Linked DNA regions of Mus musculus: regions 1 and 3 are each linked to region 2. A link is a loop called in an ENCODE intact Hi-C map of the cell type or tissue named here. Cell type or tissue: left cerebral cortex. All regions are shown on one strand. Each heading gives the region's core, and the rest is flanking DNA. Links, peaks and the distances in the headings are about the cores only.

The links. Hi-C counts contacts between places; a loop is a spot of excess contacts. Peaks named below come from ENCODE experiments on the same cell type or tissue, not always from the same donor. Only the 100,000 strongest peaks of a DNase experiment are listed, where the experiment ranks them.
Region 1: a loop joins it to region 2, with 4 times the contacts of the local background. A loop is called at or near these places in 6 of 42 quality-filtered maps.
Region 3: it touches region 2 in a loop (2.2-fold over the local background); 3 of 42 quality-filtered maps call a loop at or near these places.

What each region holds. Positions count from the first base shown.
Region 1 is chr7:55,798,093-55,808,087 of GRCm38, forward strand. Tubgcp5 (tubulin, gamma complex associated protein 5) reads left to right here. Exons shown (of 23, transcript NM_146190.3): 4 at 740-836; 5 at 1,371-1,450; 6 at 2,537-2,672; 7 at 6,489-6,603; 8 at 7,203-7,292; 9 at 7,961-8,054; 10 at 8,491-8,737. Among named protein-coding and RNA genes, the nearest start is that of Tubgcp5, 9.0 kb to the left of the region's middle. In left cerebral cortex, for the core only: no CTCF peak of the experiment used is centred there; no DNase peak of the experiment used is centred there.
Region 2 is chr7:55,890,927-55,900,921 of GRCm38, forward strand. It overlaps Cyfip1 (cytoplasmic FMR1 interacting protein 1), which reads left to right. Exons shown (of 31, transcript NM_011370.3): 12 at 1,063-1,185; 13 at 2,194-2,319; 14 at 4,055-4,221; 15 at 5,742-5,889; 16 at 7,312-7,465; 17 at 8,989-9,145; 18 at 9,578-9,674. Among named protein-coding and RNA genes, the nearest start is that of Cyfip1, 54 kb to the left of the region's middle. In left cerebral cortex, for the core only: a CTCF peak has its summit at 5,424; a DNase peak (open chromatin) is centred at 4,153; H3K27ac peaks cover 1,218 bases.
Region 3 is chr7:55,837,770-55,847,764 of GRCm38, forward strand. It overlaps Cyfip1 (cytoplasmic FMR1 interacting protein 1), which reads left to right and starts at 4,302. Exons shown (of 31, transcript NM_011370.3): 1 at 4,302-4,538. In left cerebral cortex, for the core only: a CTCF peak has its summit at 4,413; DNase peaks (open chromatin) are centred at 4,422 and 5,155; H3K4me3 peaks cover 2,602 bases; H3K27ac peaks cover 1,693 bases.

The sequences.
Region 1 (9,995 bases), core at 1,117-9,116, 93 kb before region 2:
TAAGATAAATGCAAACTTAACACCAACAGGGCTGGAGAAATAACTCAACAGTTAGGAGCAACTACTGCTTATCCAGAGGACCTGGTTCAGTTCCAGCACCACGCACAAATGCCTGCCTGTAAGTCCAGTTCCAAGGGAGCAGCACTCTTCTGGTCTAAGAGAGTGCTGCATGCATTTGCTGCATATACACACATGGAAGCAAAGTACCCATACACATAAAATAACAAGTAAATCTTTACAACAAAGGCCAAGAGCATCTTTGACTTCTCTGAGTGCAGCAAACAGGTACACTTGTACTCCGTGCAATTATAGATGTGCAGTATTTGTGCTGAATGTAAATGTGATTCTTATAGAGGTTATAGTCAAATAGGCAAACTGTTAGATATGTTTAATCTTCAGGATGCATATTGCCACTGGAAAATAACATCACTTAGCCATAATGTCATGTTCTAGAGAATTATATTACAGTTCCTATAGAAATAAAATCTTTAACCCAGTCAAATGTCTTACACTTGTTAGAACTAGGGAACCAAACCTCATGTGACTTAGACTCCTTTTATGTAAACGTTTGAGTTATGGAAGAAGTTTAGAGAATACAATTTACCTTATGATAACTCATGTTTCCTAAAATGAGCAGGTGTGTAAACAAGTGTTGTGTAGCTCTTTCATTACTCAGTCTGGCTTCAGAAGCACTTACCAACCTCCGGCTGATTCGCCTGTCTCTCTTTTTATTTTAAAGACAGATGCACATTATTCCATACTGTCACTCCTTCTGTGTCTGTCTGATTCTCCTTCAAACAGCAATTATGTGGAAACACCGAGAGAGAAAGAAGTGGGTATGTTACCAGATACAAATTTATTTTATTACGTATACTCATCGGGATTTTTATTAAAAGCTAAAAATCACAGCCAAGGCTATACAGAGAAAGAAATTATTTCTTTTGCTTAGGATGAACGCAAAATTTCATTTAAAATATAAGCTCTGGCTTTTTGAGTTCAGACTTTTATTTTACAAAGAGAAAACTCAACACTTGAAGGTGAAGTAATTCAAATGGTTAAGACTGTTTCATGTAGCCCAGGCTGGCTTCACACTATGTAGGTGAGGATGACCTTGAACTACCTTAAGGTCGAGGATTACAAGTGTGAGCCACTTTGCCCAGCTGTCCTTCAGCTCCATACATGCTAGGTCGACATCAGCTACTTCCTAGTCCCGAGTGTCTCAATATTTTCAAATTTAGTTCCTTGAATGTATTTTTAATTTTATGTGGGTTTTCTTTTTACTTGTAGTTTTATGGGTTTTAGCGTTGTTGAGGTTTTTTTTTTCTCCCAGATATTTATGATAAAACTGAGGTTCCTTTGTTAAATTGTAGAAAAGAAGGATGATTTTGACTGGGGGAAGTACCTGATGGAAGGTGAAGAAATTGGCCTTGGTCCAAATATTGATACGCCGGTAAGTGGCTTTTGTTTTGCTGATGTAAATATAAGTACTTGCCCACGTGGCAGCAATAGTTCTAGTGCAGCCTTCTGCCATAGCACATGCTATTTAACAGGAAATCTCTTCACTAAGCCAGTGAGTCTGGCTCCTCTGCATGCTGAGAAGACGCTCCTGCAGGTTGTCCTCTGATCTACACATGTGAGCCATGATGAGCATACACACTCTAAGTAAAATGCAAAATATTAACATTTTAGCGATGTGGATTATGGAAGGTTTATTAATATTCTGGGCTAAGTCAGTGTATGTCAACATTATTTACATATTTAATAATAGATTATAATTATTTGGTGTTGTTTTAAACAGAAGTAAAAGGAGAAAATTTTCAAATTACAATATCCTTTCCCAAAATAATTATTTTTAAGTAGGTCAGTGCAATAAATGTACTAAGTGATTAATTATATTTAGTTCCTATTGTACTTTTAGTCAAGGAAATTGAAAAGCATGTGTTATTCTCAGTCACTGCTTCAAAGCAGTAACACGTGTGGGATTCTTTTGAAATTCATTCGTGGCTCTTGCTGCTTTCATTCACAGACATTTGAACTCACATATTGACCACAAAAAGTAAATCTGGCTGAGTTGAAACTAGAAACAAATTAGCTTTCACTAGCTCTTCATGACTCATAGAAACTTCTGTCTGCACTCTGCCCTTCCTCGTCACCTCAGTCTTTATCTACACTACTCCCATGCTTGTAGACATCATAGACTAAGATCTTCAGTTTTGTGTGTGTGTGGGGGGCTGGTTTCAAGACAGGGTTTCTCTGTATTGCCCTGGCTGTCCTGGAACTCACTTTGTAGACCAGGCTGGCCTTGAACTAAGAAACCCGCCTGCCTCTGCCTCCCAAGTGCTGGGATTAAAGGCGTGCACCACCACGCCCGGCAGGCCTGTGATTTTTATCACCTCAAATCAGACTATCACCATTATGAAAACTTATGAGATGAAGGCGGCTTTTGCTTCTCTTCAGAAATGTTCTACATTTTTAAGCCTAAGTCACTCCAATTGTTACAGTCTCAAGTGTAAGATCTTTTTTCTCCTTAAATCAGAATTGGTCTGAAGACAGTGATGATGAAGATGCACAGCAGCCCTTGAGCAGAGAAGACTCTGGGATACAGGTAGACAGGACCCCATTAGAAGAGCAAGACCACAACAGAAAAGGGGGGCCTCAAGTCTGCTGGGAAGGTATTATACATGGTTCAGTGCTGGTGATTTCTCACAGGAGGTCTCGGGTGACAGGCTGATGACTGATGGCATTGATGACACTATCGCTGAGCTCTGACATTTCCAGTACAGTGCTTCTCAGCACTCCTAATGCTGCAGCCCTTTCAGGAAGTTCCTCAGGCCTTGGTGACCCACAGCCATGACACTGTTTCCTTGTTACTTCAGAACTGTAATTTGCTACTGTTGTGAACCATAATAGAAGTACCTGCTGTTCAAAGTATCTTCTGTTACCCACAGGTTGAGAGCCACTGTGCTAATTGATCTTGAGTGTGCACCTAAGAAGTAGCTCTATAACTCTTATCCCTCTGTCAGCTCAAAAAGGAAACATAGCACTAATAGTCTAATAGTTTTAGTACTATTTTATTTGTAGTGGGGCTGCTATGTTACTGTTTATACCATGTACAAGCCTGGTGCCCACAGAGGTAGAAGAGGGCATCAAATCCCCTAGAACTGCAGTTACAGATGGTTGTGAGCCACCATTTATATGGCGCACACTTGGGCTCTCTTCAAGAACATCCAGTGTTGTTAACCATTAAGCCATCCCTCCAGCCCTAGAATGTAGTTTTTCAGTAGTAGTTCTGATAACTTGGTCCTAAATGCATTCTTTGTTGTTATAAAAGGGTTAACCTTTCTGAAGTTAGTAAAGGAAGAAAGTTTACTGTAAAGTTTGTTTTTTACTTGAATGCTTATCTTTTCATCTGTCAGTGAGCAACTAGGATTGGTAGAAATTTTAGAAAATACTAGATTAAGATAAAGAAATCCTATTATACATATTTTGTCCACTGTTATTTCTGAATGCCAGTCTTAATACCCCTTTCCTGTTTTAAACAACTGTTCTAATTTATTTGCTGTCTATATGTCAGTCATTGTTCTGCATTGCAAACATTTAGCCTATTGGTATGTTAAATTACATAACTGGCATTTATATGTAAATCTTGTTTGCTTACCTTTCCTTAGATCTGCTAAGATCTGTCCATATTAGCGTGGGAACGTCTCTTCCTTAGTTCTTAAACTGTCTGAAGTTTGCAGTTTGTATTTCCAACACACTTTCCCTTGATGATAGGCCCCAAGTTACCTCTTCTCCCCAAGTTCCCAGCTCCATCTGCTCTTGTGTGAGAATTCGGCTTTGATATTAAGTTCCTGCCTCCATAATCTCCTAAGTATTCAATTAGGTCTAGGGAATTGTCTGTTTGCACTTAGCTGACAACTTGTTTTTTAAAGACTTCACATAGTTGTTGACTTGATTCTTCTGTGTATTCCTTGATAATTGCCATCATTTACTTGTTCCAGTGGAGTTTGGGTTGTTTCTAGACAGGGTCTCTTTGAGTCCCTTCTCTTCCCTCTGACTCCCGAGTGCTGTGATTATAGAAGTGTACCATCATGCCCCACGTCATTTGGTTTTGTATCTATTGCCTTCTCTGCTACATTTCTTTGCTGATGTTAGTTCTCAAGTTAAACATTTTGCAGATAGCTTTAATCATCTTGCTTAAATCAAAAATAATCTCTGTTCCTCATATTTTTCAATCAAACCAGTGAATTTTAGCCACTGAAGAAGTGGCTGAGCACTTAAGAGAGCATGCTGCTCTCCCAGGACCAGGGATCGGTTCTCAGCTTCCAGGTGAGCTGCTCAGAACCGCCTGTAATCCAACTCCATGGGATCCAGCATCCTCTTCTAACTTCTCCGCGCACTGCAGGCATACGCATACATTCACACACTCGCAAACTGTTACATAAAGAAACATTTAAAATCTTTAAACAAAACAATTTTTCAGGTGGTCAATGTTTGGTCTTGAAATTTTTGCTTAAAACCAACATTTTCCTGTATTTTTGTGAGGGCTTGTTTTATTATTGTTGCATTTGGGGAGGATTTATTTTCCTTTTTTTTAGGGTATTAAAATAATTGTATCTTTTACCCCTTTTCTTTCTCCAAGCCCTCTCAAATGCCTCCTCCTTTTGTTCTCTTTTAAATTCATGGCTTTTTTGTTATCTCATACTTGAATACAAACTACTTAGACTAAATGCTAATTTGTATGTATGTTTTCAGGGCTGACCATTTACATTTGGTATTGGACCACCAATTGGTGTGTTCTGTCCTGAGGAAGGCTCCCCCGTCCCCAAGCTCTCCGCATTCCTTGGTGGCTTGTAGTTCTTTGTGTAGGGTTGAGATCTCATGAACTTTCTCAGATGCACATTAACTTGTCTGTTGTTGTTGACCTTGTTCAGGTTATGTTCAGGCAGCCATGTTGGTGAGACTTTCTGAGGGGATTTACTGACATTCCTAGGATGCAGAACCGCAAAGCAAACTCCCTGTTTTTCTACAGTCTTTCTGCTTCCTCTTCTGCAGTGGTCTCTGAGCCTTAGATGCAGGAGTCTTGAAGATGCATCAGTTGGGACCGGGCTCTACAAATCTGCATTTTGGTTGGATGTCTTTTTCTATAGTTGTCTTCATCCGTTGCAAAGAGAGTTTTCCTTAATGAGAGATGAAGACTACACTTTCCTGACTAGACTCTGGATAGGATCACATTTGAATCATTAGATGTCTCCAGAGTCTGCTTTTTATATACCATGAGACTAAAGACTAGCAACATCATTGTTTGATGGTTTTATCTTGATTATGCATCAGGTTCTCCTTTGTACTTTATTACAGATCTTCTGCCACTTTAGTGTTTGTCTACCCAGGGACAGACTTGGTGTTTTGTAGCTTGTGGTTTTCTGTCTTAATGTAGAGAATACATATTCTATCCTTCACTGCTTTTCAAAATTGCCTTATCTCTTTGTGAACCTGTACTCTATGGACATTTTAGAAGCAGTGAGACAAATAATTCCAGCTGGATTTTTAGTTAGGGTTTTAGAAAATGTATAGATTTAACTTGGGGAAGCTGACAATACCTCCATTTTTCTCTAATCATCTTATATTCTGTTAGACTTTTCTTGGAAGTAAACATACTCTGCCACTGAGCCACCCCATCCTCTTAAGATTTGTGAGGTCTTTATTGGCCATGTTCTCTTTTATATTCTCAAGTATTCATCTAGTGCTTTCTGTGTCTCTTAGCAATTTTTTTGTTTTGTTTTTTGCTTTTTGTTTTTGTTTTTGTTTTTTTGAGACAGGGTTTCTCTGTGTAGCCCTGGCTGTCCTGGAACTCACTCTGTAGACTAGGCTGGCCTCGAACTCAGAAATCCACCTGCCTCTGCCTCCCAAGTGCTGGGATTAAAGGCCTGTGCCACAATGCCCGGCCCGCCTGTTAGCATTTTTTATTGTTGTGGATCTTGAGCAATTTGTTTTACTTTGATTACGTAGGTATAGAAGAACACTGTTGGTTTCTGTGGTTTGTCTGTGTTGGACATTCTTGGTGAATCTTCCTTGTAAATTTGGTAGTTTGTTGGGTTTTTGGGGGCTTTTTAATTTGTGGGCAGTAACAGTTTTATCCCCTCCTAATTCTTTTGGGTTTTCAAGACAAGGGTTCTCTGTGTAGTCTTGGCTACCCTAGAACTAACTAGACTAGACTTGGCGTAAACTCAGAGATCTGCTTCTGCCTCTCGAGTGCTGGCATTAAAGGCATGCACTGCACCACCTGGTCCTTCTAATTCTTAAACCTTCTATCTTTGTGACAACATGAGTAAATCTAGATCAGCCTTCTCACAGACTACACTGTGGCCATGGGAGAGCCCTCATAGACAGAGTTTCATCCCTAGGGAGCTACACTTTTGGTCAGGAGGAGGTGAAAGTACCTAGTCACTGTAAAAATTGATTGATATGTATTCCACTTTTTGTGGCAGATGAGCCAGATAGCCGGAGCTGGCTGGAACAGCATGTAGTTCATCAGTACTGGACAACCAGGCGCTTCCGAATTCCACACAGTGCACATCTGCACTCCAATTTAGCTGCTGTCTGGTAAGCTAAACTTCTTGTTTAATATAATGACAGAACAAACTTTGATGGTTAAAAATACAACTTTGATTTGTGATTTAAATCAAGTCTGGAATTGTAAACTTGTTAGTTTTAAACAAGTGTAGTGGAATGTATGCAAGAGTGCACATAACATCATGGTGGTAATGAATTGAAGGTCTCAGACACATTAGACAGCACTGTTTTGCTGACCTAAGTCTTACCTCCCTTGAGTAATTTCTAATTAATTTTAATATCATGAAATTACTAACGGTACTATGTTTATCTTCATTTTAAGTAGATTGGTGTATGCTAGCCTGTATCTAATTTCCATTTGAGTGCACTTACTATAAAATTACACTAATTTTTTTAAAAAAATTGCATAGTTTTAAGCAGTTGATTGAATGACAAAACACAATTGTAATTGCTCTGAACATGCTTCACTAAAAAGATTCCAGTGAATCTGAAAAACGAATATAGAGTGAACTTAAGGCATTTATTGTGTTTATTTGTTCATTGCTGAGTATAAAGTTGCATATAGTCATTGAGACGAGTAATTTTACTTAAAACTTTTCTGTTGACCTTTGATGTTTGCTCTTTAATAGGGATCAACACCTGTACAGCAGTGACCCTCTGTACGTGCCAGATGACAGGGTGGTGGTTACTGAGACACAGGTCATTCGGGAGACCCTGTGGTAAGATGCATCAGCCTGGGAGGCTGTACTAGTGACAAGTAAAATTGTTTTCTTCTGTGTTTAAGGCATAGACTCAAGATGTTCATTCTACTTGGAGGCTAGCAACAGGCCTTAGGGATGAATTTCAGACTTTAGGTTTCACTGTGAAGCATGTGTAATTTTGATAAATTCTTTCCCGTTTTAAATAATTTGGGATCGAGTTAGACCATCATTTTTGAATATCTGAATTTAAAGCAAGGTTTGCTGTTGACTCTTTCACTTGAAATGTGTCTGTGAGAGTTGTCTATGCTTGTACCCAACACTGTGAGTCTACTGCAGCCTCTGATGAGGTCTAGATGGTACTAATATTCGATCAAGATTCTTACAGTTTTAAACATGCAGGGGTATCTTTGTATCTTAAGGAATTTAGCGGCTGTGTCTTTCTGTGTGTGTGTCTGTCTGTGTGTCTCGGGGCGGGGGTGGTGGGGTGATTGAACTTATAAATGATGGTGAGATAAATATCTTGAGTCTTAATCCTGTGAAGTTTGACACTCTTCCCATTTTCGTGCAATTGACCCATTTTGCCCCCCAATTCTGAATTTTCAAAATAAAATTCTCAACTATACTTTAATGATTATTTTAGTAGACTTCAAGCATATTGATCTTGATCTTTTTTTATTTCATTTCAGGTTACTTTCAGGGGTGAAAAAGATGTTTATATTTCAGTTGATAGATGGGAAGGTAACTGTGAGAAACAATATTATTGTAACTCACTTGACACATGTAAGTATCTGTTGTTGCTTAAAAATTAAATTTAAAATTAAGCAGTCTTTTAAATGGTGGTGATATGCCTTTAGGGCATTTTACATTATCAAATTTATTGAATAAATTTTAAAGCTCTACAAAGCAAAATTAAGTTGTGCTTACTGGGCTTAGCCAATTCTTAAATATTTGTGACATTTAATTTTTATTTAATTTTTTTTCTTATATTCTATATCGAGAAAGCTGGATACTGTAATGATTTTTTTTTCTGTACTTTATGTGTGTTTTTAAAAAGTATAAGCCGTAATTCTGTAGTGTGTATGAACTGATTGTTCACTGTTTCTTTTAAATATGAACTAAACTCATTATGTTCCTTTGTCATGTATCACACAGTTTCTTTACAATTGAACCTGTGTAGAAGGCAGCTTTGAATACTTACACTTGACTTGTGTTATAGAGCTGTTTACGATCTGTGCTGGAACAAATAGCAGCGTATGGCCAGGTTGTGTTTCGGCTCCAGGAGTTCATTGATGAAGTCATGGGGCACAGCTCTGAAAGTCTACCACCGGGAAATGGCCCCATACCTAAGAAGCAACCTGACGCTCCCTTTAGAACCTACCAGGCCTTCATGTGGGCCCTCTACAAATACTTCATTAACTTCAAGGAAGAGCTTACAGACATTGAGAAGTGTGTTATCAGTAGTGGTAGGTCATCTTCTTCTTTTTTATTAATTCATAAAGCCACCTAACTCACTTGGAATATTTTTAAAGTTATTCAGTTATTGATAAAACATTTAAAAATTACATGGCAAATAAGTAATTCTTATAAATATATTCATTTTTAAAGTGATTTTAGGCCTGGAGAGATAGCACAACAGATAAAGACACTTGCCACCCAGCCTTACAGCCTGAGTTTAATCTGCAGGACTAGCATAATAGAGGGGAAAACCAGTTCTTTCAAGTTTTCCTCTACCTCCACATGTGCACTGTGGCACACACACATCTACCTCCCCCCGGCCCCAATACACACATGCATGTGCGCGCGCACACACAAATACGTAAATGAAATAAAAATGTTAAATAATTTTGAAGCTACCTTACATTTTATTTTTAAGACATTTGTCTCTAAAAACCCAAAATTACTGAAGAGCTTACAGTGATCATTTTTCTTGTTCCAGTTCCCCTGCCAGACAGGCAGCTTCTGCACATGCTTTTAGAGAGAGCTCCCTCGTTCCCTTCTACAGAAAACTGTTTGTTCATACCACACCCCAGTTCTCCGTGCTGGACACTGGGACTGCGCCCACTCTACGGTTGGCAGGACCTGCAGTGGTTACCTCTTAGACATTGCAGCAGTTACACACATGCACAGTGGAGCTGATACATCAAAGACTTTATGTAATAACATGTGACTTTTGCTAGATTTTTCTTTATTTCTCTACAAGAAAATATAGGGAAGTTTATACTCTTGCCGGCAGGGTCTTGTTATATATTACTAAACTTTTGTTCTTTACAAATATGACAGGTGTAAAATGTTCAACGAGTATGTGGTTTTTTTTTGTTTTTCCACCTGTAATTTTCTGTTTTGTTAATTAATTTTGTTTAATTAAGGACAGAGTAGCACAAAGAGTGCCCATGTTTGCTTGTCTCCATAATTATAACATAGAGTCAGCTAGGAGACTGCCATGTCACTGCGGCGCATTAGCCGGACTACAGGTCCAGCAGTGGGGGCGGCATAGCGCCCTTGCAGTCTGCCACTTTAGCACATGTATAGAACTGTACAGTGCCTTGATGTTCAGGGTAAGGAGCTGTGTCAGTGCCATCTGAGAACTTGGTTGAGCCACCTCTTTGTAGCTTTACCGTGTGTAGCTTTAGTTTATGTTCTTTACATGAAGTTCAGTGCCCTTTGTAATAACATTAAAGACCATTTGTCTTTCTTTTCTGATTTATGTCTTCCCATATACAT
Region 2 (9,995 bases), core at 1,408-9,407:
TTCCAGATGGACAAATATATAGACAGGCAGATGAGTAGGCTGTAGTAACCATGGAGACCAAGCTGGGCTAAAGCCCTGGGACAGCTGAGCTTTCTGCCTATCTCTTGACACACATACTGAGTAGTCAGGTGACAGGTCTAAGCAGGCTATCCCATGGTATAGTTATGTATCTGTAGGAGCATGGCTCTATAGACTTATATGCCTACCAAGTATCTGAGTCCAGAGGCAAATGCTGCTTGTAAAATGAAGTTTATTAGGGCAAGGCACAACCTGAAAAAGCAGTTTCTAGCATTGTGATGTGATTTAGATCAGACCACAGCCAGTTCTCAACAGGTTTGGATTTAAGTTATCCCCTGACTAATGTTGTTGAACATCTTTTCACATATTCATTGGGCGGTTATACATCTCTTTTATACAAAGGTCTATTCATGGGACTGAGCTTATAGCTCACACAAGAGTATCCAGCATGTGTGAGGTCCATCTCCAACACTGTGTAGTTAAAACAAAATAAGAACAACCAAAACTGAAAGGGATTATAGGCATGTGCCACCAGTGCCCAGTGTTCAGACTCCCTCCCTCCCTCCCTCTCTCCCTCCCTCCCTCCCTCCCTCCTTTCTTTCTTTCTTTCTATCTTTTTTTCTTTCTTTTTTTTCTTTCTATATGGGACTTTGAAATAGATTTCTAGAGTAGCATTTCTGGATGCTATATGAGCTTTCCTGGGGGAGATGAAACTACTGTCTATTCCAGATAGGGCACTGATGGCAAATCAAAGAAACAATTCTCTCCAAGTCTAGTTTCCCGAACTAAGAGTTTAACTGGGGTACTTGCAGTAACATGGATAGTTTTCAGATAGTTGCATACAACTGAACCGAGCAGCCATGAACTGCTTACACACTGAGGAGAGGAGCAGGCCCTCCAGTGACCTCTCCACACAGCCCTAATGAATGCTAACAGGTCTCCTGAGAGAGTTCAAGAGTTCTTCAGGAGGGCAAGCCACGGCAGTGAGACCGGAGGGAAGCTGGGTGGGGTTTCTTACTTAATGCCTTTGCCTCTGTGTCCTAGGTAGTCACAGGGTCTGGCCGGCAGGAAGCCCAGAAGACAGATGCTGAGTACCGGAAGCTCTTCGATCTGGCTCTGCAGGGCCTGCAGCTTCTGTCGCAGTGGAGCGCTCACGTGATGGAAGTGGTAGGCACAGCATTCGTCACGGGTGTGGGCATCGGAGTGACTGCAGTCACTCCTAGTTGCTTACAAGTGCTTTTACTCCAGACCTTGGCAATATCCTGTGAAGGGTTTCATCTTTTCAGATAGAACTAAAGCTATGGGGGTTGGAGGATAGCTTGCAGTGGCAAGACTGTTTACCAGCAATGCTTCTTTGGCCATCAGGCTCGGTGACAAGTGCCCTTACCATCTCTCCAGCTCCCATTCTTCTCCTTTGTCCAGCATCTCACCCTTTGGACTTGTAACCATTTGCATCTTTAAGGTTTAATAAAATGTTTTCGGTAACATATAAACATTCAACTATAAATTGCATACGTTTTTCCCTTTTAAAAAGTGTGTGTGTGTTTTGTGTTTTTTGTGTTTTTTTTTTTTTTTTTTTTTTGGCTGGGTTTTTTGTTGTTGTTGTTGTGGTGGTTTTTTTTTTTTTTTTTTTTTTTTTTTTTTTTTTTTGGTTTTTCGAGACAAGGTTTCCCTGTGTAGCCCTGGCTGTCCTGGAACTCACTCTGTAGACCAGGCTGGCCTCAAACTCAGAAATCCACCTGCCTCTGCCTCCCCAGTGCTGGGATTAAAGGCGTGCGCCACCATGCCCGACTACATGGTAAATTAAAAGGCAAATTTTTGTTTTAAATGCAAACAAGTTGTAAAGTTTTACTTGTTCAGCATACAGTAATTTGGATATTTTACCTGGGTTAGTTCTTAAGCTTGGTTTATATGACTGAGTGTTTGCTATTTTTTTGAGGTGGGGGGTGGGGAGGGGCGAGCGGGAGGGAGGGAGGGAGGGAGAGAGAGAGAGAGAAACAAAGAGAGAGAGGTTGGGATTGAGATTGATTCAGAAAGCAGTACAGGTTTTAAAGGTTCACTTCTTGGTGGACTCAGCCGTGCTATTATTGTCTGTCCAAAATCAAGTATTTTGTTTTCAGCATAGAATTAATCTCTCTCCCTCTCCCTCTCTCTCTCTCTCTCTGACTGCATTAGTATTCCTGGAAACTTGTACATCCAACAGACAAGTACTCCAACAAGGACTGCCCCGACAACGCTGAGGAGTACGAGCGAGCCACACGCTACAACTACACCACTGAGGAGAAGTTTGCCCTGGTGGAGGTGAGAAAGCTCTGCTTCCTGTTCTCCCTGCCGCTGACAGTGCTGCCTTCCAAAGGCAAAGGGAAAGCACGGGCAGACTGTCATGTGATGCCATTGCTTGTATGGTGGGCAGCCCCTGCGTCTGTCAGAGAGAAGAGTGGCTGCTAGCTTCTTAGGTATGTGTTGGCAGCCTGTCCAACGCAGGTAGCCAGCCCCTCAGTGAGAGCTTGTGAGTGGAGAGTAGTCTCTCAGAAGTGGGAAGACAGCCGATGGGTTGGGATTTGGTCTCTGCCCCATGGGAGGAGAGCCATACGACAGGCAGGCTTGGTTGTTTCCTAGTCATAATTAGTCTACTAATTCGTCGCTGGCACTTACCTGTGATGTCTTTGGAGAAGTTCAAAATCTTCACCTATTTTTAAAATTGATTATTGAATTGTAAGAGTTCTTTAGTTCCCTTTCTAGGTATTATTGTTAAGCTGCGCTTACATTTCTTTCACCACCTCATGTTGGTTATTCTGTGTTCTCTTTCTAGTTATTCCTAGACTGAGTTACCTAGTGATTGGCTTAGGATTGTTGCTTATGAGTTAATGAGGTAGCGCATTAGCTTAGTGACCACTGGGCAGAGCTTCCTCTTTTGAAGACTTATCATCGTCATCATCATCATCAATTATTATTAATTATTACCTACAGTAATAATAATAATTATTATTACCTACAGTAATGTCTACCTTTTTATTCTGAATCTGATCATCTATATCTTACGTCTTTTTCCTTGGCCAGTCCTGCTGGTCAGTATTTATTGTTTACGAAGCAACTTTTGTCTTTGTTGATCACTCATTGGACTTCTCTGTTGTTTTATTCATTTTTTTCTGTGTTGTAAAGATATAAACACACACACATAGTTCCATATTCCTTCCCATATACTTTTAGTGGTACACTTTGCTATTCTTTTTGTAAATTCATGATAATGATTGCATCACTATTACCTTTAAGCTTTGCATTTCTAATGTTCATATTCAGAGCTTGGCTTCACCTTTCAGCCTTCTTTTGCTTCTTTGAGTCCAAATACATAATGCCTTCATTTTTATGCAGGTATAGTTCCCATGTGCTCTTTAGTTTATTTTACTTATTTTATGTATACGGGTGTTGCCCATGGAGGCAAGAAGTGGTCACTGGACTTGGAATTGGAGTTATAGATGGTTGTGAGTCACTATATGAAGGTTGGGAATTGAACCCAGGTCCTCTGGAAAAGCATCCAGTGCTCTTAACTGCTGAGCCATGTCTCTAGCCTCTATCTCATGCACTTTTTTTAAAAAGTAAAAGTTTCTTCTGTTTTAAAAACAAACAGTTGACTTCATTTTTTTCTAGTATTTTTTCCACGTTTTAAGTCAATGTCCCATTGTTGTTTAACAAGTGGAATTTAATATGCAAACTCTTGCAACTCCTTTTCCTTTTCTGATTCCTTCCATATTTGCGTTTTGAATGTTTCCTCTGCATTTGAAGTCCATCACGGATGGGCATGGTGGCCAGGGTGTCCTTGAGTCAGGTGTACTCACGGTGAGAAGAGATGAGTTCAGTTGCTGGCAGGCACAGAGCACACCCGGTCCTCTGCTCTGGGGAAGGTGGCAATGGGACAAGGTAGCTTTGTAGTGGAAAGGAGGGAAATCAGGGAAAGGTCTGTGCGTGAGAAAGAGACCCAGGCAATGAAGGACTGTCCCCTGTCCCTGTCCAGCCACTGAAAGCTGTGTCCTTACAGGTGATTGCCATGATCAAAGGCCTGCAGGTGCTGATGGGCAGGATGGAGAGTGTGTTCAATCACGCCATCAGACACACGGTTTACGCTGCGCTTCAGGACTTCTCCCAGGTGACCCTCAGGGAACCACTGCGACAGGCCATCAAGAAGAAAAAGAACGTAATCCAGAGGTCAGCCTTCCAAGCCCCCCACCCCCTCACAGCCCCAAAGCAGTGGATGGAGCCTAGATTCAGACAGATGGAGTGTCATATTTTCATAAGTAGGCTCAGTACATTTATATTTAACTCCTAGTTATATTTTTTTTGATGATTATAGCTACATAGAATGTAGTGAGTTAGTTAATATCCTGAACAACAGTAGCTAGTTTACGACTGAAATCAAGGAGTTTGGCAATCCAGGAACAAGAGACGATTCCAGTCACCAGGTAGTCAGGGATACGAGGCCCCACATTCTTCTCCCCCCCCCCCCCACCACCAAATATATCATCTTTGGCAGGTTTCTTTTAGATTCTCCTACAAGTCTGGCAAAAACGACCTAGATATGGTAAAACTTAAGAGATCTTGAGAGTTTTAAATGTGAGCTTTTTATATAAGTTGACTTTCAAAGAAACATGTGTAAATGAAACCTACCAGAATTCAGGAATTTAGAGTGCTGGTTTTGCTTTATACTTGGTATGCTTATTACCTAAGATAATATTGGCTTGTAGCATAAGTAAAATTCCATACTGTGTGTACATTGTAATTCTCCAAAAGTCTGAGAGAGAGAGAGAGAGGGAGAGAGAGAGCTCTTACATGTATGTACATTTACATGTGTTGTGTGGTGTTAAGGATGAGCATGGATCCTTGTACATACTAAACATACTTTACTACTGGATCTTATAAACCCAAAACTCTGTAATGACAGTATAATGCCATAGTAGACAATTGCATCCTATATTAGATAATTTTATATGCAAAATTATTTAATCCATCTGGATATATATATATAAACTATCCTTTTTAGACTTGTGTCTTGTCCCCTGAAAAAATTTACTTATATTCAAATATTCATAGCCTCAAACAGATATGAAATCTGAAACCCTCCTCGTCGCAGCCTTTCACTTTTCGTTGGAGGCATATTGGATATAGAAGTCCTTGCCCGTGATGAAAAGCAGACCTGTTCCACTAGGCAGAGTCTATAGAATGCATACTGTACTTTGCATGTTATTTACCATGTTCCCCAAGAGGTTCCAGAGTCCCCATGAGATGTCTCAAGTCCTTGGGTGGTGCTCCTTTAATAGCGCCTGTTAGCAGTGGGGTTATATTTCTAGTGAGCCAAGGCACGTGTCCAGTCCCCCTGAGTTGTGTGATGGCTTCCCATTCCTCATACAAAATGATGGGCCACAGCCAGGGGGAGCTCTGCTGACTGGGTGGGCTTTCGAGAGTTCTATTCTCTCTGCCCTCGCTTGGCCACCTGACCTTCTCATGAAGTTAAACCTTGCTTCCTGACTAATTGGTGCAAACTACAGCTGAGATAACACTTTTGGGGATAATAGTAGCACTAAAGGATGCCCTCTGCTTTTGTAACTTTCATACGAACTACACCCTTAGCTTGTCTCAGCCTGAAGGATTTTTGCTGTGCGTTGCCTGTTCGGTGAGGAGATGCTGTGATTGTAGCCATCCGTGTCTGATGACTTTATGGGGTTGTTCAGTGTCCTACAGGCCATCAGGAAGACTGTGTGTGACTGGGAGACTGGGCATGAGCCCTTTAACGACCCAGCTCTGCGGGGAGAGAAGGACCCTAAGAGTGGCTTTGACATCAAGGTGCCACGCCGTGCTGTGGGACCCTCCAGCACGCAGGTTCTCGTCATCTTTATCCTAGAACTGGGCTAAGGGCGGGGTGGGGGGCAGATGAGGCAGGGCTGAAATGGTGGTTGCTGGATCTGCCAGGCACTCCCGTTCTGCCTGAGGCTTTTCTTCTCTTCTCCTGTACCCTGCCCAACTCAATTTGAAACCTTACCTGAGACTGTCCTGTGAGTATCCGGTTGGTTCATTTAACTGCAGAAGTCATTTGACAACAATTCTACCTCTGTCTATGAAATATATGCCTACATTTTTCCTATCTATGCTGTTTCCTTTTTGCTTTTTGGAGACAGGGTCTGATATAACCTAGGCTAGCCTCCAGTTTCTGATCCTATGACCTCTGCCTCCGCCTCTTGAGTGCTGGGATTATAGCATGCTCCTCCATGCTCAGCACCCCTTTTGTATTTTTAAAGGCAGGGTCTTACAGCCTTGGCTGGCCTGGTACTCACTGTACATAGCTCAGGGTTAGCTTCGGCCTCAGCGGTCCTCTGTTTTAGCCTCCTAGCCCTGCAGGCATGTGCCGGCACGTCTGTGTTTCCCTTTCAATGTTTAAATGTATGACTGTAATTTTCACGTCGGATCTATAAATCGAGCGCTCCTAAAAAATGAACTGTTGCTTTCCTACGTCGTGGTCTGAAGCCACCATTTCTGCTTTCTCTTCCGACGTGTGTCGGCCTTCCTCGGGGTGCTTCCCACTGACTCACACTTGGTTTATATGCTCCTCCGCTTTGGGAACCTGTCTTCCTTACACGTCTCTCTCAGAGGCCTCATACTCTCTATCCCTCCTGTAGAAAGGTACTAGCAAAGCCCATGGCTGGGTCTCTATGGAACCCTCTGAAGATCAGGAGGAAGGCTTTTGGCCATTCTTGGGGTCTGTGTGAGGCATATCACTGCCCTCCGCTCTTCCATTCCATTTGCCTGTCCCTGTGTCCCCCCGACTCAGACCTGTGCATCATGTGACTAACGGCTCTCTCCCGCTTCTCCTTCCCTGTCTGTCTATGTCTAGCTCTACCTGGTGCGCACTATGGCTGAGTCCTTGAGCTCTGCCGAGCTGCTGAGGCAGCTCAAGTCTCTGGGCATGGAAAGGCTCTTGCATGTGGTAAACGCGTTTCTGAGGCAGTCGTACACCTATCCACCTCTTTTAACCTTTGGTGGTAAGACATCGTTTGTTTTTCTTGTTGATGCTTATGGCACGGAGGCGAGCTGCTCCTCTACACATAGCTCATCCTAAGAGGCAGCGTCTTGGCTATGTGGATCCCCAGGCCCTCTGGACAGCCTGTCTGTGTCAGGCTGATTGTGGGCGTGGGACTTAGTCAGGGTGTAGTGGAGCAGTTCTTCTTCTATAGATTTTCCCATTTGATGTGACTAATGTACCATTTATATTTTTTTCCCCTACAAATATCTCCTTGGATAATACAGCTTTACATGGTGAGAACTATGCTAGAGTCCCTCATTGCAGACAAAAGTGGTTCCAAGAAAACCTTGAGAAGTAGCCTTGAGGGGCCCACCATATTGGACATAGAAAAATTTCATCGAGAATCATTCTTCTACACTCACTTGATAAATTTCAGTGGTAAGAGACAGTGCTGAGCAGAATATCCGGCCTGGCATGCTCTAACCCTGCTAACACCACCCGGGACGCTTCTGCTTACCTCACCATTCTCCTACCCATCTCTTCACGCACCCACATGGTGCCACGTCCTAACCTTTGTGGTGGTGGCCAGACATCCTGGAGATGCCCTCCCCCCCCAGTCCCTTGCCATCCTTGGCCTCTGCCATGGTCTCTGTAGGACATGGCCCTTAACAGGACAGGGACAGTAGGGTTTTGGTTGGCCCTGTCATGTGAACACAAAATCAGGGTCACAAAACAGGGAAATGGAACCTCTTACCTGGATCAAAGTCCAGGCATTGATGCGTAGAAGACACGGCCCCGCTGTTCCCCACCGCCCAGGTAGCAAAAGTGCCCTGAGACACACTAGCCACCATTTTGGTGACACCAGCCACTTTGACCTGGCACTGGTGGGTGCTTTCTACCCTCTGTGTCTGCCTGTGGCCTCATCCAGCTGTTCATGTCTTCTGCTTAGAGCAGGAGGTCAGGCCTTGCGGTGTTGCAGGCCGTGAAGTAAATAATAACACTGTTGTTGTTAGCTCTGAGAACATACAGTAAATCCTGATAGTTTAATTCCATTTTTAGTTTTGTATTGGTTAAACCATTCCTGAATGTGCACATAATCCTAGGACTGGTGTTTGCCCTACATAAAGGGAAGGACGGGTTGAATATCCCTCATCTGAAATGTATGGGACCAGAAATGCTTCAGATCATGAGTCTAGGGGGCGGGCAGCAGGTAGCTAACTATATATAATGACAAATTTGGGGGATGGGATCCAAGTCTAAACACACTGATATTGGTTCACCTCGTGCGCATAGTGTGAGGATTGAGCAGTCATGTTGCATACCCTCATTTCTGTCAAGTGCAGTTGCTGCCTCGTGCCGCTACACTCGTCTCCACCTGTGTCCGCATCCAAGCACACTGTTGCACACTTCCTCAGAGTTGTGACCCTGTCACTGGGACACTGCATTACCATACCATACTCTGTGTGTGTGCATTTGGAGCTCAGCTCAGCACGTGAGACAGGCTATGTAATGTTCCACTTAGGACATCACGTGAGACGGGCTGTGTGATGTTCCACTTAGGACGTCACGTCGCACCTCAGCATTTTGAGATTTGGGAGCATCTGAGATTTCTTTCTGGTTTTCCGATTAGGGATGTTAAACCTGTGGTCCTATTTCCACATCTCCTTTTCAAAAAGTTGTCGCCCCTGTTCCTGCCAAGAAGGGCTCCTAAGATCTCTGATGGCAGGGTGACACTAGCTGCTCAGAAGGTGTAGGGTCCTGACCTATACTTATAGCATACCCGTGTTCGTCTTGTCCCTCATGTGAAGTGTCCAGTGACCCCTTCCTGCTTGCATCCATGCTGCATGGCTGGGAGCTAAGCATAGAGGAGTCACATCCCGTGTGCAACACCTCTTGTTTCCTCTGTATTGAATCTCTTCCTGCTCATGAACGATAACCTATTGTCGTTTGAACCCTTCAAGAAACACTGCAGCAGTGCTGTGACCTTTCCCAGCTGTGGTTCCGAGAGTTCTTCCTGGAGCTGACCATGGGCAGGAGGATCCAGTTCCCCATTGAGATGTCTATGCCCTGGATTCTGACTGACCACATCCTAGAGACCAAGGAGGCATCAATGATGGAGTGAGTGTCCTCCCTCTGAGGCCTTGGCACACATGCATGTACCTTCACACATTCATTCAGAATTAAAATAGAAAAAAAACAAAAACAAAAACACAAAGCAAAACTCTTACTACTGATATTGATAAAACACTTTAAACCACAACATGGAGAAGGTAAAGTCATGGACGCCTTTGTCTGGGTAGCTTTTGTGTGTCCTTCATACAGGAGCAGGCACCTGGTGTTCTTTATTCTGGTGGTATGTTGTAAACCTATGTCATTCATCTTTGTACAGGAACACCATTTACCATGGGAAGTAAGGAATTGGTTTTTTTTCATATGACAGTTAAGTGGTTTTCTTCATTTGACAGCTAAATTTCTCCAGAGTAGGCAGCTGTGAGGGCCACAAGTCCTTGGCTTCACTGGCTGGGAAGTGACTGATCTCCCCCTCTGCAGGTACGTCCTCTACTCCTTGGACCTGTACAACGACAGTGCCCACTATGCGCTCACCAAGTTCAACAAGCAGTTTCTCTATGATGAGATTGAGGCAGAGGTAAGGGACCAGCTTTAGCTCCTTTTATTAAATACCTTGTCTTAGTTAGGGTTTTACTGCTGTGAACAGATACCATGACCAAGGCAAGTCTTATAAAAAACAACATTTAATTGGGGCTGGCTTACAGGTTCAGAGGTTCAGTCCATTATCATCAAGGTGGGAGCATGGCAGTATCCAGGCTGTCATGGTGCAGGCAGAACTGACAGTTCTACATCTTCATCCAAAGCTGCTAGTGGAAGACTGACTTCCAGGCACCTAGGGTGAGAGTATTAAGCCCTCATCCACACTGACACACCTATTCCAACCAGGTCACACCTATTC
Region 3 (9,995 bases), core at 637-8,636, 54 kb before region 2:
ACTGCAATTGTGGTTTGAAATACAAGACAGGCTTGTAGTTGTAGAGGGGATACTGTCCATCACTGTGGTAGCATGCTAGCAAGAGCCATGAGGCTGTCCAGACAGTCAGGGAGCAGAGGAAAAACATGAAGTGAGATCAGGTATAACCACAGAGCCCACCCCCAGGGACACATTTCTTCTAGCAAGGCTACACCTCGTAATGATTCTGTGGAGTCTACAGTGTAGACTCTTGTGCGTGTGCTTTTGAAGCAGTATCATCTAGAGGCTCCACTGTGCAAACACACAAGCCTGCATAGGCTCCCTATCTGGGATGAGTAGATGTAGGTTGCATCTTCTCAGGAAGAGTCCATCACGTAATATTTGGCTATTCTTCCCCAGATTTCTATAGGCATTCGTCTCAGACTGTAAAGATTTTGAAGAAATAAACTGCCATTGCTGGTTTTTGTATACACGGGCCCAACTTTAATTACTCAGGACTTCCTCTGCTCCTTACACCTAAGTAGCCTCTTGTCTATTAATTTGATTTGAATTATTAATACCATCCTGTAGACTCCTTACATAGCTTGTGTAAGAATTGCTGAAGCCGAGGTGAAGATGGTAAGCAGTGTGACTGCCTTTGTTTGCTTTCTCTGATCAATGCCATGATCACAGGCAACCAGGGGAGGAAAGGGTTTATTTGGCTTTCATGTCATAGCCCATCGAGAGAAGTGAAGGCAGGAATCTGGTGTCAGGAACTGAACCAGAGACTGGATAACTCCACTTACTGACTTGCTCCTCATGGCTTGTTTAGCTTGCTGTTTCACTGCACCCAGGACCACCTGTCTAGAGGGGAGCCATCATAATGGTTGGGCCTCCCCCATCAATCACTAATCAAAAGAATAACCCCATGGACTTGCCTACAGGCAATCTGATAGAGGTGCTTTCTCAATAACGTTCCCTCTTTCCAGATTACCCTCGCTTGTGTCAAGTTGACCAAAGAATAAATATAACCAGGACAAAGACCTCTAAACCAAATGTGTAGTCTGGAATTACAGACAATGGGTTGCTTCAGGGTATATTAAGAGGAGATACAGTTGATACCTGACGTTACAGATGGCTGACACATCCAGAGCTACCTTCTTTACACTGCTGGTTTGGACAAAGCAGGTTCATTTGGTTTCTATAGTACAACACTTTATGCCCAGTTCTGCAGGATTGCAGGTAATTATTTGAGACATTCTGATTACTTGTGGGTCATTACAGGGTTCATGTCCATTTACTAGATCACTGGTTATAATGGGACAGAAACTGCTACATTGACCTTGGTCTCATGGAGAATTTAACCAAAGGTGGATCAGAAATACTGCTGATTGACTGTGAGTTCCTACTCCTCCCTTAGTGGATGTGGCAATGACCCTTTGGGTCCCTCCATTTCAGTATGGGCTCTGGATGCACCTATATTGCCTGAAAATTGAAGATGTGAACATTCCATTCACTAATTTAATCAAGTTATTAATTGATATTTACACTACATATCAACACGTGGAATACCTTACGTTCAATCCATATTTTCTTGTACAATGTATATATATGTATATAGGTATATGCAAATGTATACATATACATACACACATATATAAATATATATTTGCTTATATATTTGTATATAATACATATATATTTGCTTTAATTTGTTTTATATATACAATATATATATGCTTTAATTTGTTTGGTTTTTTCCGAGACAGGGATTCTCTGTGTAACTGACATGGCTGTCCTAGAACTCATTCTGTAGGCCAGGCTGGCCTCGAACTCAAGAGATCTGCCTGCCTCTGCCTAGCAAGTGCTGGGATTAAAGGCGTGTGCCATCACTGCCTAGCTATAAATATATTTGTATTCTTCACTAAGACAGGAGAAAGGGAGGGAGATAGTGTTGCACTTGCCATAAATCATGGGAACAGCTGTGACAATCTCTAGTCAGTTTACATAATTTCAAACCCATTTCCAGTTACAAGCAAAGAGTTCTTTAAAATATACTTGTGCATTTCACCTGTGGGTGTGTGGGACTTCACCTTTAGTATGTTCTCATATCTGCTGGCATTGAAACACACTGGTGGGTTTTCTACTAATTATATTTTGAAGAATTATTTTCCCCACAAAAGAGCTTTTATTTTCTCTCAGCACAAAAAAAATTTAAATCTCGTGTGTATTCAATAATAAATAGGTCAATTTTAACCTTCATTTCCACTTGAAAAATTCCATTTCATTTAAAAGTTCTTAATTTTTTAAAAAAAGATTTGTTTATTTTTACTTATTTATTTACACTGTAACTGTCTTCAGACACTCATCAGAAGAGTGCATCGGATCCCACTACAGCCACCACCTGGTTGCTGGGAATTGAACTCAGGACCTCTGGAAGAGCAACCGCTGAGCCATCTCTCCAGCCCTCACAAATGGTTTTTATTTTTATTTTTTTTAGTATAAAAAAAGTTGCATTGATGAAATATTGTAAAAACAAATCAATCTGTTTTTCCTCCCAGCCCCTGCTCCCAGAATGATCACTGTGAGACTAACAACTTTTTAATAAATGCCTAGGCCACGAGCATTGGCTCAGTCCCTGACTAGATTGTAACTTATCTAACCCTTTAAACTATTCTATGTCTCACACACTGTTAGTTACCTCTCCTCCAGTCCCAGCCTGCTTCTTCCTTTGTGTCTCCTCAGCTTCTCTCCCTCAGAGACTTGCTTGAATCCTTCACAGTCCCTCCCTATGGGTTCCTTTTATATTCTCACTATTTCCCAGAATCTCCTCTCTTCTTGCCAGTGTCCCATCTCCTATTTGCTGCCTCAGCTCATTGGGCATAGGCATTTTTAGTGACAGGTGACACTGAGATTCTCTCTACAGCATATAATGATATAATTCAAATTGCTTGTCGGATAGTTAAATGCCAGTATTGAATCTTAATCTCTAGATTACAGTTCTGTGGAAGCAGGGGAACATTGTCAAGCATGCGTTTTGTATTTTTGCTGCGCCAAGGAATCAACATGTTACATTTGTATTATCATTATAGTTTAGGTTTTGTAATTTTTATTATACTCTTGTTATGCATATGTAGAGAAGCTACAAGGATTATACTTTTGAATAAGTTTAACATCTCACATTTTGTGGTAAACCTAAGATGGTGAAAACACTGATGTGTGTCTGTTGTAAATACAATTACACGAGTTTTATTTTTCTGATATTAAAAGTTACTTAGTAAAGATTTATTTCTGTTAAGTTGGGGAAAACAAACTGGTGTGGGAGTTAGGCATGTTGGTGAATGCCTGTGATTTCAGCACTTGAGGGATGGAGACATGATCTGGTGTTCAAGGCTAGCCTGGGTTACATTAGTTACTGTCAGACCCCAACGACAAACAAAATGTCCAAATTCTTAGCAGTAAGGAGGGGCGTCCGGAGTGAAGAAGGGTAGGAAGTTTGGAGCTATTCTACTAAGTTCAGCATTAAGATGTATGTTAACTAACTTTTCCCTTCCTTTTCTGCGGGTTTAGGGAGGGCAAATTCAAGTCAGGTTTTCTGTTGTCAGCCATTCCTAGGAGTCTGAACTTGAGTTTGCCAGTCCTCAGAAGGCAGATGAGATGGTAGCACTGTTACTTTAGGGGCCAGAATGGGTTCTTCCTTGGGTCTGGAGCATTTTACATGCCGCTCCAGCCTTGCACCCACCATTTAATACATACATGCGCCCCTTCTCTGTCATGGTTGTACCTTCTGTATCTCTTTTGAAGTTCAACCAGAGGCAGGACAGGAGGCAGTGAAAATTTGGGGGACATGCGGAGGAAGATAAGCCCATCACTCATGGATTTACTGAGGCTTCTCACCATCACTGAGGACAAGTTATAGGAAAACGAATGTTGAATTCCTATGGCCCATGTATGGGCTCACTGGCCCACACCCAATTGCTGGGGGATCCAACGCCCTTTTTGGACCTTTGCGGGCACCAGGCACTCTCGTGGTGCATAGACACACAAGCAAGCCAAACATTCATACACATAATGAATTCCTTTTTTTTAAATTTTTTTTAAAGTATCTTTAGTAAAACTTCCAGCTCTATGCTGGCTAGTCCTGGAATTCTTTCCTCATTTGGCCTTAGCTTCAACAGAGGTCCCCCAAATCAGGGAAAACTCTTGAGGCTGGTGAGCATGGCAGTGTGGCGCTGAGTCTTCATCCTCTCCCAGCCGGCTTGACGGGTGGAGCCCACCAAGCAAATCCCGGCTTCCTTTGCTGCGGTGACCTGAGCAGCAAGCGGCAGGCGGGGCTACGGTACGGGAGACTTGGGGAGACTTGGGGGCCGACCGGGCTGGCCTAGAGGAGCCGGACCCAAGGCAGCCAGCGGGAGGAGGGAGGAGCGCCGGGAGGAAGAGGCCGAGCCGAGCAGCGCCGCCCCGGAGGAAGGGGAGGAGGCCGGGTGTTTCCTGGTGCATTCCCGACCCGCCCAAGTGACTCATTGGGGTAGGAAAGCTCCCGGGGCCCGCCCTGGACAACCGAAGGCGGCGCAGACCAGGTAAGGGCGGTCGCCTGGCCTCGGGGTCCTTGCTCCACTGTAGTCCGGTGGGGCGAGCCTGCAGACGGCCTCGGCGCAGCCTCCGGGACCGCACGGCCTCCCGGGATTGCCTCCTGGGCTCTCGAGTCTCCCGGTCTCTGCACGGCAGCTCCGGAGCCCGGGACTCCCGGCCCAGCTCGGCGGCTCCAGGGCTCCCTCCCCGGAATCACATTCCAGAATCCCCCGGCCACGGGCTTCCCAGTGCAGATTCCCTGTTCCCTCCGCGCTGCACAACTTGCACTCCGGTGGCCCGGCTCCCGCGTCCCGGACCCCCGCGTCCCCGAACCCCCGCCCCGACTCACCCTGGATACTAGGATCCCAGATCTCGCGCTTCCGGCACGAGGTTTAGCTCCAAAGAGGAAGAGACAACGTTAATATTTAGTATTTTACTATTGAAAAGTAAGGAGCGACGAATAGTTTATGTTGCACTAAAGTGGCAAAACAACCCCGAGTCCACCATGGTTCTGCCTTCAGAGGAAAGGAAGGAGAGTGTGGTCTAGGGAAGCCGTCCTCAGATTCTTGGAGAGAGGCATTTTGGGCTTTGTTAAGGAAACGGGATTGTTCAGGAGCAGTAGTGCGCCGCCGCACATTCGTAACGAATTTTGTACTTTAAGCCTAAAGCATCTGCGTAATTTGTAACATTTCGTGAGTGTGAGAAAAGAAGGAAGAGATATGCAACTGGGGATCGGTGAGGGCGAGGCAGAGGGAAGCATCGGGCAATCCGTGTGTTGCATGGGGGAGCCCAGAGATTTCTCTTGGTTGTCGGCTAACAGATCGCTTAGTTGAGTCGTGTTTGAAGCACCGCTGGTACTGGGGTACTCCTACAGGTACTGATACTGAGATCAGCGCTTGCCAAGGTGGGGGTATTGATCCTAGACCCTGGCCAAGTTCACTGGCTGGAAGTTGAAGCACGCGAGACCGGTGGTATACCTGAATACCAGCCTTCCCCTAGTTCTGAGTATGTTAGTGGTTCTTATTAAAAAGCCTACAAGCACATAGCCTGAAAGAATTAATTCAGTTTTTAAATACATGTAAGTTACTGCAGACATGCATTGTAAGAATTCAGTAGGAATGTTGCGGGGAATACTTCTCTTTCCCTCTTCCCCTAACAGCATCTTCCCTGTAACCTTGATAAAATGCTGCAGTTGAAAAGTCTCTCTAAGAAAATACATCCTCTAAGTATTTGTGTATTTGAGGAAGTATGTATTAAGGTTTTTTTAAAGAATAAACACTGTATGTGTGTGTTTGTGGTATGTGTGTTTTTAGATGTGGGTGCACAGGTGTGTGAATGTGTTTGTATGTGCATGTAGAGGCCCGAGGCTGATTTGGCGTTTTCCACCTTATTCTTTGATACAAGGTCTCTCAGCTGAACTTAGAGTTCACTGATTGGACTAGTCTTGCTCGCCAGTTTGTTTCGGAGGTCCCCTGTCTCCGCCTTGGAAGCAATGGGACTTGAGGGAGGTTGCCATGCCCATTGTCGTTTATGTGGGTTCTGAGATCTGAAATCCTGTACGGCTATCCACTGAGCCATCTCCCTGGCACTTAAGCGTGTTTTTAACTTTACATATAGTAATATTCATGCTTTGGAGTGTTGACTGCCACTGTAATTAAGATGCCAAACTGGTTCCTATCACCTCAAGATTTTCTTTCCTGTGTCCCTTGTAGTGAGGTCTTTCATACCATCAACTCTTGGCAACTGCTGATCTTTTCATAGTGCTATTTTGCTTTCTCCAGAAAGTCCTGTGGCAATCTTGGAGTCTGCATTTAAGATGGTTCTATGTTCTCAGTAATAAGTATGGGGGTGTTGGGGAGGGGGTGGCTATATTTAAGGCCGTCCAAGGTGTTTTACCAGCCAAACACCATTAAAGTGAAAAATTAATGATTTTATATATATATATATATATATATATATATATATATAATATTATTTGGTTACAAAAACACTAGTCAAATATGTCTGTAAGAAGTAAAGTCAGTGCTTTGAAAAGTAGAGCCTTGGGAAGGTGGGGTGGCATGCAGGGAGTATAGGTGCATACAGTGGGTATAGGTGGCACACAGTGAGCATAGGTGGCACACAGCAGGTATAGGTGACACACAGTAGGTATAGGTGACAGACAGGTCTGACAACTTGAGTTACAACCCACAGTGGAAGGAAAGGACTAACTCCTGAAAATTGTCCTCTGACGTCCACAAGGACACAGTGATTTGTGCCGAAATACTTACTCTCTCTCCCTATGAACACACTCCATACACAAATAATAAATAAGTGTTTTTTTTTAAAAAATGTAGTTCTGGATACAACCTGGAAGACTAAAACGTTCTTTCTTCTCTCTTTCCCTTTATCTTACCATTTCAAAAAAAAGCAAATTTAAATATGTATTTGACAAGTGTGTGGTTGTTGTGGCCTGCATGAGTTTGTGTGCATCACATTCATCAGAAGTCTGTAGAGACTAGAAGACGCCATTGGATCTCTTGGACCAGGAGATATAGGCTATTGTGAGCTTCCATGTGGGTGCTGGGAACTCAGCATAGGTTCTCCTGAAAAGCTCCTAATTGAAGAGCCATCTTTACCCCTCCTGAGTTTTGAGACAGGGTTTCATTCCATGGCCCAGACAGCCTTGAATTCATGGTGCCTCTACATTAGCCTTTTTGTGTGTAGGGAGGGGAAGGGGCTTGAGGTTGGGTCTCCCGAAGTCCTGGTGGGCTTGAACCCCTGATTCTCCTGCCTCCACCTTCTGAGTGCTAAGACTGGAGGTGTGGATACCACCACCTTTCCTGTCTATCTCAGCTCCTTGAGTGCTGACATTACAGAAATAAGATACAACCTAGCCTGAAATAGTACTTTTAAAGGTGAGAAAATTTACAAACACCACCTCAACAATTTTTTAAATAGTTCAGAAGTATATACAACTGTATGTGTACTGAAGCATTCTGCCCCGACTTTAGCCTCTTTTGTTTGAATCGGAGTTTCTGTAACACCGATTGCATTCCAAGTGTTATATATTTTCACTTATTGATGCTCAGCTGGAATTCCTTAAATGTTTCTATTTACAGAGAGTTCAATAATTCTTGTTTTGTTTTTTTTGTTGTTGTTGTTTTGTTTTTTGGTTTTTCGAGACAGGGTTTCTCTGTGTAGCCCTGGCTGGCCTTGAACTCAGAAATCTGCCTGCCTCTGCCTCCCGAATGCTGGGATCAAAGGCGTGCGCCACCACACCCGGCTGAGTTCAATAATTCTTTCTATTGATTGTATAATACAGTCATGTGTTGCTCAAACTATAGTGATATATGCTAAAGTATATCTGCACAATTCTATCCCTGCATCAGAGTTTAATTAGACAAATGAAAATAGGTACAGATGTTAATTACATCATACAGTTCTAGGAGTGCTGTGATAACTGACCAAAACATTGATAGGCAGTGTACAACTGTCGTCTTTAGTGTGGGTGTGTTATAATGTATTTGATCGGTCTTCTGGGTATTTTTCTGACACGAGTGTCCGTGCACCACATGTGCACCTGGTGCCAGAAGATGACATTAAATGCCCTGGACTGGAGTTGTAGATGATAATGAGCTGCCATGAGGGTGTTTGGAATTGAACCAGGGTCCTCTGCAGCAAGTGTTCTTAACCACCGAGCCATCTCTTCAGCGCCTGATATTGTGCTTTAACATTTATCAACACTCCAGTTGATCTTGTGTCAGTATCCTTGAGTACATGCTCAAGGACATCACTCTGAAGGTGACTCACCGTTGTATTGGTGTGAAGAGACGCTTGGGCAAAGGCAACTCTTATAAAGGAAAACATTGAATTGAGGGCTTGCTTACAAGTGTCAGAGATTTTAGTTCATTCTCATGGCAGGAGTATTGTGGTAGGCATGGCACTGGAGCAGTAGCTGAGAGCTACATCCTGATCCAGAGAGATGGAGAGGGGGAGGGAGAGAGAGGAGAGAGGCCTGGCATAGGCTTTTGAAATCTCAAAAGCCCCTGTGACACATTTCCTCCAGCAATGTGGCACTTCCTAATCCTTCAAATACAGCACTTCTCAGCCTGTACATTGAGGTTCCTTTGGGGACTGAACGAGCCTTTCACAAAGGTTGCCTAAGACCATTGGAAATATTTCCATTGTGATTCTTTTTTTTTTTTGGTTTTTTGAGACAGGGTTTCTCTGTATAGCCCTGGCTATCCTGGAACTCACTCTGTAGACCAGGCTGGCCTCGAACTCAGAAATCCGCCTGCCTCTGCCTCCAAGTGCTGGGACTAAAGGCTTGCGACACCACGCCCAGTTCTCCATTGTGATTCTTAACAGTAGCAAAAATTACAGCTGGGGGTCAGCCCAGCATGAGGAACTTTATTAAAGGGTGGCAGCATTAGGAAGGTTGAGAACCACTGTTCTAATCCTTCTCAAGTACTGCCACTGTCAGACGAGGGAGCTCAAATAGATGAGCCTCTGGGGACCATTCCAGTTCAAACCACCAGGGAAGGGAAATTGTGCTCACGTTCTTAAGACATCCCATGTTTCGTGCATCTTTGTAAGCCAGTGCTCCCTTTCTGGCAAAGGTGCAGATTGTGAATAGTCTCCGTTCTGTGGGCCTTGTTTATGTGCTGTAGCATTAGAGCCTCGTGGAAAATGAGTGGGTGTGGCTGTCTGCCAGGGAAATTCTTTATGTAAAAAGACAACGTCCTGTAGTTTGCTGACTTCTCAGTTCACGTATTATTTGCCCAGTCCTTGAAATAGATGCAGCTGTTATTTACCACACTTGGTGGGTGGGTGAAGCATGGACAGATGAAATAGTCCAAGATTAGATGGAAAGCCAGGTGTTGAGTTCAATCATTAGGTCCTTAAATTTGCCAGTTTAAAAAAATTAGAAGAAAAGGTACAAAATACTGTCCTCTAAATGTTGGACCCTCAGTCATCTGTTGAATCAGTATTACAGCAGGGTACCTTCCTGGCTTTAGCTAACCTCTCAGTCCCCATCACCCTCAGTGTCTGTCTCAAACAAGGTTTTTGATCTGTTTCACTTAGTAGCAACTGCTAGGGATAAATTAGGGTTCCATTCTTCTAGAATATATACAGGTTATAAAAAAAGAGTTATTAGATTGGTTTACGATTTAGGAGCCAGATAGTTCAGTAATAATTGTTTGCATGCTATTTTCTTTTATAATGTTTTACATCGTGCAACTTTGTTGAGAATTCTTTTAATAACTGCTTTACACAAGCAAGGATTTTTCTCCTTGTCACCTGTAGCTGCATGTGTTGACTGGGTTGTAAGGTACCTGTATGCTTGAAACTGTTATGTCACAGTGCTGGATTGTGATTGACTTTCATAGTGCCTTCTCATTCCTACCCTGCCAAGGCCCTGGCTAGTCTGGTATCATTATGCAGTCCAGGATGGTCTCAGACACACAGTCATCTTCTTGCCT